Regions from separate parts of the Homo sapiens genome. Here region 2 is linked to region 1. The links are chromatin contacts, found by Hi-C or POLR2A ChIA-PET in ENCODE. All regions are on one chromosome and are shown on one strand. The core of a region is the stretch at or near the end of the contact, and the rest is flanking DNA. Distances in the headings are between cores, read along the strand shown. Region 1 holds the start of NFIA-AS1 (NFIA antisense RNA 1). Region 2 overlaps NFIA (nuclear factor I A).

The links. Hi-C counts contacts between places; a loop is a spot of excess contacts on that map. ChIA-PET counts read pairs that join two places held with the same protein, here RNA polymerase II (POLR2A). Pooled maps may share reads with other maps.
Region 2: a loop to region 1 is called in a map of cardiac septum, with 2.1 times the contacts of the local background. The contact joins the enhancer-like site here to the promoter of NFIA-AS1 in region 1. A Hi-C loop is called at or near these places in 2 of 168 maps with a recorded cell type or tissue (cardiac septum and gastrocnemius medialis) and 1 of 50 pooled maps. POLR2A ChIA-PET finds 5 or more read pairs at or near these places in 4 of 52 experiments (HEK293, MCF 10A, PC-3 and 1 more).

What each region holds. Positions count from the first base shown.
Region 1 is chr1:61,250,908-61,255,854 of GRCh38, forward strand. NFIA-AS1 (NFIA antisense RNA 1) reads right to left here and starts at 2,611. Exons shown (of 4, transcript NR_104180.1): 1 at 2,504-2,611; 2 at 378-462. The region is part of intron 2 of NFIA (nuclear factor I A); the gene reads left to right.
Region 2 is chr1:61,129,951-61,134,968 of GRCh38, forward strand. The region is part of intron 2 of NFIA (nuclear factor I A); the gene reads left to right. Among named protein-coding and RNA genes, the nearest start is that of NFIA, 50 kb to the left of the region's middle. Within about 2 kb of position 2,993, at least 5 of the 41 ENCODE cell types and tissues checked have a DNase peak (open chromatin) inside an H3K27ac peak, as active enhancers do; they include PC-9, where a contact is called at or near this core.

The DNA.
Region 1 (4,947 bases), core at 1,361-3,860:
CTTTTGGATATTCCATAAACTGCATACATCTCTTTCTTACTGTTTTGTTTTTCTATGTATGAGAAATCCATAGACACAGAAAAAAGATGGAGAGCCTTCATTTCTCTTATTTTCACTTTTGTCCCATCCCTCTGTGCTTGTTCTTTGTTTAAATAAACTTTTGTTGTATGTCTTTCACACATCATCACTCTCTGCTTCAAAGGCTTCTTTTAATAACTTAGCCCTGGCTCACTTTTCTTTTGCATATGAAATTGATTTAACTAAAGTGTATGTGTGTGTTTGTGTGCGCATATGCCTACATACACATGCATCCGTACAAATAAAAATTTCACTGGAAAGGGAACTCCGTGATCTCTTTACTACGTACATACACACACCTTGTCGAAGTGGGAAAACTTAAGTTTGGAGTTAATTTGGTTTTGAGTTCCAGCTTTTTCTCTTAGTGCTGTCTGTTTCCTCACCCTGAAATGAAGATGGTAATGTTTACTTTGCAAAAGTTGCTGGGAAAGTTATGTATATATAAATCACTTTATTTTTATTGCTAGACATTCAATAAATGCTAGCTGTTACTGTGACCATCATTATTGTCATATATGTAACACAATTATGTCATACATTTATTTTGAAGCTGATAATAAGTAAACTGATAAAAAGCAGAAGGTTGAGATTAAGGCTTCTTATTGCTAAAAGATTGATCTTAAGTACAATCACGTGAAAACTGATAGTTACATAACCTGAAAAATCATAAAATACTGAAAAATTATGACTGTTATGTGATTGTTTTCAGTTGTCAGACTACGTGATGTTAAAATGGCAGTTGATTTTTTGTATTAACACAGTGCCTCTAATTTTAAAAACTGCTTCAGCAATCATGTATTTAATGAAAACAGAAGTAACGATACAAAATAACAAAAATATAAATAGAGTTCAGAATTTGAAAATACTGTATTAGGAGGTAAGCTGACTATTTTTCGTGTTCTTTAAATATATTTAGATCAACTTGAATATTAAGCCTCCTACAGCAGGTAGATAGAGGTATCAATTCAGTTACCATTTAAAATACAGTAACTCCAATGAGGAGTTTCTTATAATTATTTCTAATTACTTTTTGATATTAGAAATTAGAGCTATACCAGAATGCTGGGAAAGATGTCTTTTTCAACATTGTATCACAGCATCAAGCATTATGCATCAAACATCAATTCCTACTCACAATATCCATTCAATGTATATTTGGATTATATTTTCTTTGGATAGACCCTCATAGTAGAAACTCTGTATTAACCAGCTTGCAAGATGAACCAAGACTTTTTGTTTTCTTTGTAATATACTGATTCCTTTGGCATGTTGAATTTTCATGGCCAACAGTTACCTACTACCACATCCTAGCACTATTGTTTTTACCAGTTGTGTGCTTACCACGTCAGTTGTGTTATTCCGGACCTGTTTATACTAGTCTTATTTGTATCACCATTGTGTAATTTAATTAAATTTATGTGAACCAATGGCATGCAAGTTCAAAATGGAAAAGTTTTATTTCTATGAAACTAACCCAGTGCCTTGGAAAGAATCAGTAAAGGCAAGCTACAAAAATTTCTGTCAGATTACATGTCAGTGAGATAACTACAGAAGATGAGAGAAGGTTGTAAAAATAAGAGTTTTGTTAGATTATTTTAGAAATATCTTTAAATTCTCCCACTACTTAAAGTAAATGGAACTGGAAATCTTTTATGATGCATTATAGATACGCATTATATAAGAAAGATGCTGTGGAGCTCCAATTATTAACAGACATTATTAAATTTAAATTTTTGCCTCTGCATAAAAAGATTGGCCAAAGAATGTACATACACATGCTCAAAGTTAAAATGTTTAAGGTGCATATGTCTCATTAATGAGTATCTTCTTCATCCATTTTTTCAAATTAACCAATCAACAACTGGCCCTAACAGTACTGGATAAGGTAACTTCTATTCTATTTTGTATTCCTACTCTTTACAGAGTTTTAGAGATGTTTTGTTTCCTACCTACCAAGGGAAAAAAAGGGAATTGGCAGATAGAGTTTATATCTTGGGATGAGATGTGTAAAGGGCCAGGACCTGAAATTACGTGAAGGTTGATATTCTGGGATTGGTAGTTTTGAAGTTCCATAAAGAAGTTCAGTCCAGCCATGTTCCAAATGCTCTGAGTATAGGCACTGGCTGGTAAGCTTAGTGGAGTGTTATACAACATGGAAGTCTAACTGGCAGTTCAATGTCCCAAAAGTTGGACAGAACCAAGAAATAGAGAACATAAGCAGATGACAGTAATCCAGGCAGAAGGTTAGTGTCAGAGAAGTCTGTCAGTGGGTCATAGGGCTCCACGTGCTAGCCTGGGTTTCCGTGCCAGAATTTTGTTCTTGGGAGGCAGGTAGGGAAAAGCAAGTCAACATCTCCAGTTCCAGATGAGCTAGGGCACTTGACCAAATACAGGTACAGAAGTTAGTCCTTGAGGTAGAGCTTACCTGTTGGAGAACATGGCAGAAATCATTGTACCAAAATTGGAGCACAGGTCAGAGGCTAAAGCATGGCTTACTGCTGTGGCTCATGGTGAACTTGAGCTTCTCATGGCCCCTCCTATCTCCTGAGGATGGCTGAGCTCACAGATGGGGACTGTTATGTAATCAGAGGTCAAGTGGTTTAGCTGGGGTGGCAGAGAGCCAGGTGAAGACTGAAAGTGTTCAAATAAGGAAGAGAACAGAATTGCTTTATGTCTGCCTTCATGAAGACAAACCCTAATAGCCAAAGGACTGAAAGTTTGCCCAAAGAGACCTCAATTTTTGAAAGGAAAATGCATCTTCTCCTTATGTTAGAATGACCACGTCTAAATAAAATAAACTCTTTTGCCTTTTGTTGTTACTTGTCTTGGTATCTACCATTGTTTGACACTAAAAAAAAATAAAGCAGTGACTAATTATTGGCTAATTTAATCTGTCATGATGGCATTTGTAATTCAGGTACATCCTTCATTAAAGCAAGTATAGGCATTATTATTTTTAAAACTTTTTTTTTCTATTTGGATTTCTTCTATTTTGTTTGATTATTTATTTTGTTGTTACTGGTGGTGGTGGTGTTTTACAGTGAGACATACTGGTTAGCTCAGCTAAGGTGTTTGAGTAAGACTTCATAAACATAAAGTACTTTGTGTGGGTTTGTTTTGTGTGTTCCATCTTACGTCATTTGTGGCACTGAAAATGAGATTGCAATTCCCAGAGTACTGGGATAGTTCATTCAGAGGTTAGCCCACCTAAGTTTATAGCAGTTGTCTGTAATAGAATTGTAACTAATTTCCACTGTTGTTTTTGGAGAAAACTGTAGACTATAATTATGTGTTAGCACTTTTTAAACAGCTCCCTGCATTGTCATATCATTTTAAATGGGCTCTGTTTTAAAATGACCTTTCATGTTTTGATTGCAAAAATATAGCTTACACAGGTCTGTAGTTAGCAAAATACAAGGATCCAGTAAATGATAGAGCATTGACACAACTCTAGAAGCATGTGTTAAACATCACTGGCACTGCCCTAGGTTTAAAGGGGAAGAAATAGGGAAGTAGAAATTCACTGTTCTTCAACACTCCTTCTGTTGGATAGGCAAGATTAGTACATAGAACAGTTATGGAGCCATGTGAAAAAAAATAGTAGTTATACAAATGTAAAATGCTACACATGAAGTATATTGCATTACCTTTTTGTGGCCTATGGAAAGAAGTCTCAGAGCACAGTAAGATTCAAGTACCATCTCCCAGAATTGGGGTCAGCAACACCATTTTATATTTTGGCAAATGCTACCCACTGTCTCCCAAACGGCAGATATCTGCATATAGTTAGTCATGTGGACACACCCTTCCTCTGCTACATTGCATTGCCATATTAGTAGTAGAATTTTAGTGTTGATTTAAAAGACAGTCTGCCTTAAAGCAGATTGCATAGTTTGCACACTGTGAATTGTAATTAAAGTGTAAGGGGGGCTTATTATGTCAACAACTGGCATGAGAACCCCCGAGCAGCAGGTGACCCTGACCATGTGACGTTTGTGACAGCTAGGATCCCCTTTTCACTGGCTTAGCGATCTGAAAGTCCAAATTGAAAGAAGCCCAGAGGCTGTATATTTCATTAGATCCCAGGGGAAGTACAGGATACAGCTTCCTTCTGTTTTCCTGGGAGGTCGCCAGAAAGTTTGTAGAGCTCTGTTTCTGTCAGAGACTCAAAAGAGAAAAGAAAAAGCACACACAAAACAAAACAAAACACCATACACACCACAAAACCATCCACCAATCACCCCCAGGACCATAAATTTGACATTTCCCACAGTCTGAGACCACAGTGTTGCTGTGTCAGCAATACGCTCCTTGTTTGAATTGTCTGAAAGGAAGGCTCAGTGTTCTAGCTTTTAAAAAATGTGTAATCTTCAATATGCAGTGATTCTCTTGGTGTAAAACCATGAGAAATTATCAAGTACAGATATCATATGATTTGCTTGAAATACTTTTGCATTATGCGTTACTTTCTCCTGACCTTCTAAAATGGGGCATAAGTCCGAATTTAGAAAGAGGAAACCACATGTGTAATAAGGGAAACAGACTAAGGAGACATGCCATGTGTATTTCAGATCTTATTGTGATGGGTAAACTGTTTGAAATGTGGTCACATTAAAAGTATGTTACTTTGTGGGAGACTCAAAATCTTTTACGAGTAGATTTTTATTGTGTTCCATAGTGGAAATAGAACTAGGGTTTGGTTTTGGTGGGAAGTTTTGGTCTTCAAGTCACCTTGGCACCTGACTGGCAGTTGTGAAACTAAGTAGAAAAGATACCTCTTTTTTCTTGGCACCTCACACGGGATCATAGGATTCTTACTATCATACAATTTATATATCACAGAAATGAAAACTTCGGTACTTTGTTGTA
Region 2 (5,018 bases), core at 1,743-4,242, 120 kb before region 1:
CGCCTGTTAGAGTTAGAATCTTGGCTTGATAGGCAAGGAAATTGACCCGGTGTGGTGGTTCTTATATTGGTAAGAAGACCCTTCTTTGGTTTCTTTTTTTCCAGATAGCTAAAGTCAATGTCAGTGATTGCTTCAAGCATGATAGTCTTACCAGCCTACACTCTAAGCTTTTCTTATGCTTCCAGAATGACTTACTCAGCAATCACTTCTACTTTGTATTAAAACAGTTTTGGTTATTCAGGTAGGAAGAAGAGAAAAAAACCAGGCTGTTTCCAGTTGTCTGGGGTTTACATTATGTTACCTCTCAGACTGTTAGTGAAATCAGGGAGACTAGTGGTTTTTACGGCATCAGAGATACCAAATGTACAACAGACAGATGTCATCTTACTCTTTTTAAGTCATGGACAAAAAGACAGACACATTGCCCTGTAACTTTCAGATCTTCTGTAACCTTTTTAAACAACATAGGAGAGAAGTTGGTACTTGTACCCAAGGGAAGAGAAAGTTAATGAGTAGAAAAGACAGAATTTATTTAGGAAAACGATGGAATTAAGCTCTGGACAAAACATGCATCAGTGATGCATAACATTTTTGTTAATTGGGTCTTAACAGGTTTCTGACTCATATGGTAATCATTGTAGAAGTGGGTCTTACTAGACCACGCCAGTGGCAAATTGCGAAGCTGTAAGAACTCTTACCTCCCTGTGTGTGTGCACCTGAGTGTGTGGGGGGGCGTACGTTTCTGTAGCTTAATTTAGGTTCCACATACACTTCAGTGGTTAAACCTGAGCTAGACTCAAATAGTTTGTTTCCATTAAGAAAATGAATCTTTTATGTGGACCAAGGTCAGGTTAGTTAATTTGTTTGCTTTTATTGGAATAACTTTTCCCATTCCAATTCATCACTTAATTTTAAGTGGTTCTACTAAAATACCCATTAAAGTCCTTTACATTTCTCACAGACTAGGGCTATGACAGATTCATAAGACGTTTCTTTTTTCCTCAAGGCACAAAAGGTAGCTTTTCTGGTCATCAATCTAGTCTTCCTTGTTCCTAATTTCACAACAGTGGGGCAACATTTTATATAATACCAATATGAACTCTAATTGCAAAGAGACTAAATGAAATCTTCACACGAAGCAAGATTAATTAAAATATAAAATGTGCTTGACTGTGGTAAAACATTTCTTTTAAAAAAAATAGTATGACTTTTTTTTTTTTTTTTGCTAAATCTTTCTTTTTTGTACACCTCACCCTCTTCTTCACTGATGCATTTTCCAGCAACTGGAAGTTCACTCTGGCTAGGAAAGTAACTAAATGTGATGTTATCATTCTAATTAGTGATTACAAAAGATCAATTAATGTTATAATTAAAAACAGTGTCTAGATCTGTTGTTTGTAGTGAATAAATGTGACAATTACTTTGTTCATTGACATAGATGTGTTGAATTTCCTCCCTAGATTTTAAGGGGATGCATTTTAGTGCTGATGTGTGCATTTAACTGTGGACAGTAGGAACAAGGCAAGCATATTAGGGGAAGAGTAGGGCCCCTAATGTCTAAGCTACAGACATATTTTAGCATGCTTGACACCTTTCCTTGGTATATGATGCTATATCAGCAACTTGTACTCATTGGATCTGGAGCCTCTAGCTTTTAATATTTTATCACTAAATGCTTAAGTGTTTATGTTGCAAAAAGAAAAGGAAAAAAAAAAGATTCCCACTTGGACTCTCAAACCATGTGAACAGGCTACTCTATGATAACTATGTCATTAATGATTTTGGTTTCATTTATGGCAATAATTTTTAAGTTGATCAGTCAGGATAGTAAGTATGTGATTTTTGCAGATCTGGTTGAATTTTTTTCTGATACAGACCAAGCTGTTTTTCATACATTGAAGCCTGGGAAAGCTCTGTTACTGTTAAAAGAGTAACCATATCTCTTCACTGAATTGTTGCCAAGCAGATGTAGACTTTTGGAGTGTGCCCAGAAAACCTCTACAGCTGATACTTTGGTGACTTGTTCCTACTCCTGGCTTTACTGGCACCTATTTAAATAGCAGAGGAACATAATTGTGTTTTGGTAGGTCAAAATTTTATACACTTCTGTAGAAAAAATTATATATAGGTAAGCCAATTGGTAGAAATGAAGTAAACCCAATTTGCTTGTTGAGATTAGCACTGAAGATATGCTAAGCTTTGGTTATGTCATTTGGTCAAAAAAGAATGAGGAAAATCCCTCAGAAAAGTTATCTGAGAGATCAGCACTGAACGTCAAGCCAGCCTGTCCACTCCCATTACTAAAAGAAATCTCCCCTTTTAACTTCATCCCATAAATGGATCATGCTTCCTGGATCCACCCGAGGAGGACGTGGTTTAGTTTTAGATTCTTAGATTACAGACTTCCACCATCAGTTTCAGTATTCTTTTCACGATATTAATGTTATGAAAACTGTTAGAAATGAGGAAATACCGCCATGTCAGGTTCACTCATGGATCAAGAAATGAGCATTTTCTTAAACATCAGTCCAAAACAACAAACCTCAAGTACCATAAGTTCAGATAACTTGGGAGCAGTTGAAATCCTTTAAGCCACAAAGATAGTGTCTTTTGGCATGGCTGGTGAAAGAAGGAAGCTGGTTGAATTCATTGACTAACTCTGTTGCTGGCTAAAAAGACAATTAAGGAGAAAAGGGATGGAAGAAGAAAAGAACCAAAGAAACTAAAATCTGTTTCTTTTTCAGGAGGAGTTGGAAGATGAGGAGTAACACAACACTTTAGATATACATGTTAAAAACTTATAACAAATCATAGATCATACTAAAGGATTACCGAAGTTTAGAACATGGCTGAGGGTATAGATGTCAGATTTTCTTACACAATAGTGGGTCTTTTGTTTCAGAGTTCACTCTTGGCAAGCAACTCCCTACCACTGCGTTAATTTCCTGTCGATCTTTCATTCAGCAACAGACCTAGAGATGGGGAGCAGACACTGCCCCCCCCACCCAGGCTTTTTAAGACTGTGCTTTGTGTAGATTAAAAAGACGAAGGAAAAAAGAATAAACTTTTTCCAAACAAGATGTCCATGTGCATTCTTTAAGATCCTGTGTGTGCTTAAAACGATCCTGTAAAAAAGCCCTCTCCATAATTTTGAACCTCTCCTTTTTCTAAAGACTTTTATAGGCATTTTTTTTTCTTCTTCTCAGCATGTGAACCAATGTGTAACTCAAATAGATGTTACTTTGCTGTTTACTTAGATTGTTTTAAAAGGCTAGCTGTGTGGAGGAATGAGGAAGGAAGGGAGGCGGGAGTGGCTGGAGTTTTTTTTTTTCTCTGTTGACCTAATGAATGCAGTTCTTAAAAAATAATAAATATTTATATGTGGTCTTAATTTTTAATGAGTCTCATAAACTGGCTGGTATAGAAAAGTGTATGAAAAGCCATATATATTAAACTATAGTTATTATAAATACATGCATATGTACACTAGAATGTTTTATGAGGAAGGGAACTTACTAGTCTTGTTCACTCTTTGTTTTCCCAGTGTCTAGAACAGTGCCTGACATACAACTGGTACTCAGTAAATATTTGTTGAGTGAACAAAATGAATGTAAATTGACAGCATTGCCTAGTGGGGGTACCATTAGACTAGAATTCAGAAAACTTGGAGTCTGGTTCCATCACTGCCATTAATCAAGAATATATTGTTGCTGAAATCACATAACTTCTTTGCTCCTCTGTTTTTTATAAAAAACTGGGACTAGCCCAGCTATTCAGGAGTCTGTGGTGGAAGGATGACTTGAGCCCAGGAGTTTGAGGCTGTAGTGGGCTACGATTGTGCCTGTGAATAGCCACTGCACTCCAGCCTGGGCAACATAGTGAGACCCTGTCTCTTAAAGGAATAATAGGGGCTGGGTGCGGTGGCTCACACCTGTAATCCTAGCACTTTGGGAGGCTGAGGGGGTGGATCCAGACCAGCCTGGCCAACATGGTGAAACCCCATCTCTCTAACTAAAAATACAAAAATTAGCCGGGCGTGGTGGTGCATGCCTGTAATCCCAGCTACTCAGGAGGCTGAGGCAGGAGAATCGCTTGAATCCAGGAGGCAGAGGTTACAGTGAGCACTCCAGCCTGGGTGACGGTGCAAGACTCTGTCTCAAAAACAAAAAACAAAAAGAGGAATAATAGTATCTGCTCTCCTTGCCTTTTGTGGGTTTTTTTGATGATTAAATGATATCTGAGGGATACAAAAATGCTTTGGAAACTACAGGGTGCTTTACAGACTGTGTGTGTGAGTGTGTGTGTGTGTGTGTGTGTGTGTGTGTGTGTGTGTGTGTACAGAAAATCCTTTATCTCTTTGCTTCTCAATTTCTTTTCTTAGGAAAATCAGATTATTTAAATCCCATTATGCACAGCTCTCCTCTGTTCTTACTAAGCCTCTGTATTCCATTACCTCCAGTAAATCAGTAAAAGGTGGTGAGTCAGGCTGTAGTGGAAAGCGGGGTCTGCTGTTTTCTCATGTCCATGTTACTCTGTGGGACTCAGAAATCTTGCTTACATGTCTCATGAACTTTCTTACCTGTTTGAACTATACAGGCTATAACATATGACTTAGAGTCTTTTAGTTATGACCACTCTTAAGATTGATGACTAAGTTGAAGTATTTATTAGTTGTTATTATGGTGGATTGATAATCATGCATTTTAACATAGTAAACTAAAGTCTGTGTCGTAGAATTAGCTATAATTTACTTTTTAGGCTGGATGAGGTTACTGATGCTTGTAATCCCAGCACATCGAAAGGCTGAGGTGGGAGGATTGTTTGAGTCCAGGAGTTCAAGACAGGCCTGGGCAACATAGGGAGACCCTGTCTCTATTATCATAAATAAAAACAAATTTTTTTAAACAAGTGTATATATGCATATGCTTATGTGTTGTAATAATAATATGTCCCAGAGTTGCACATCTGGAAGAGAAGAAGATAGCAACTGAAAAGAAAATAGAATGGTATTGACAAAG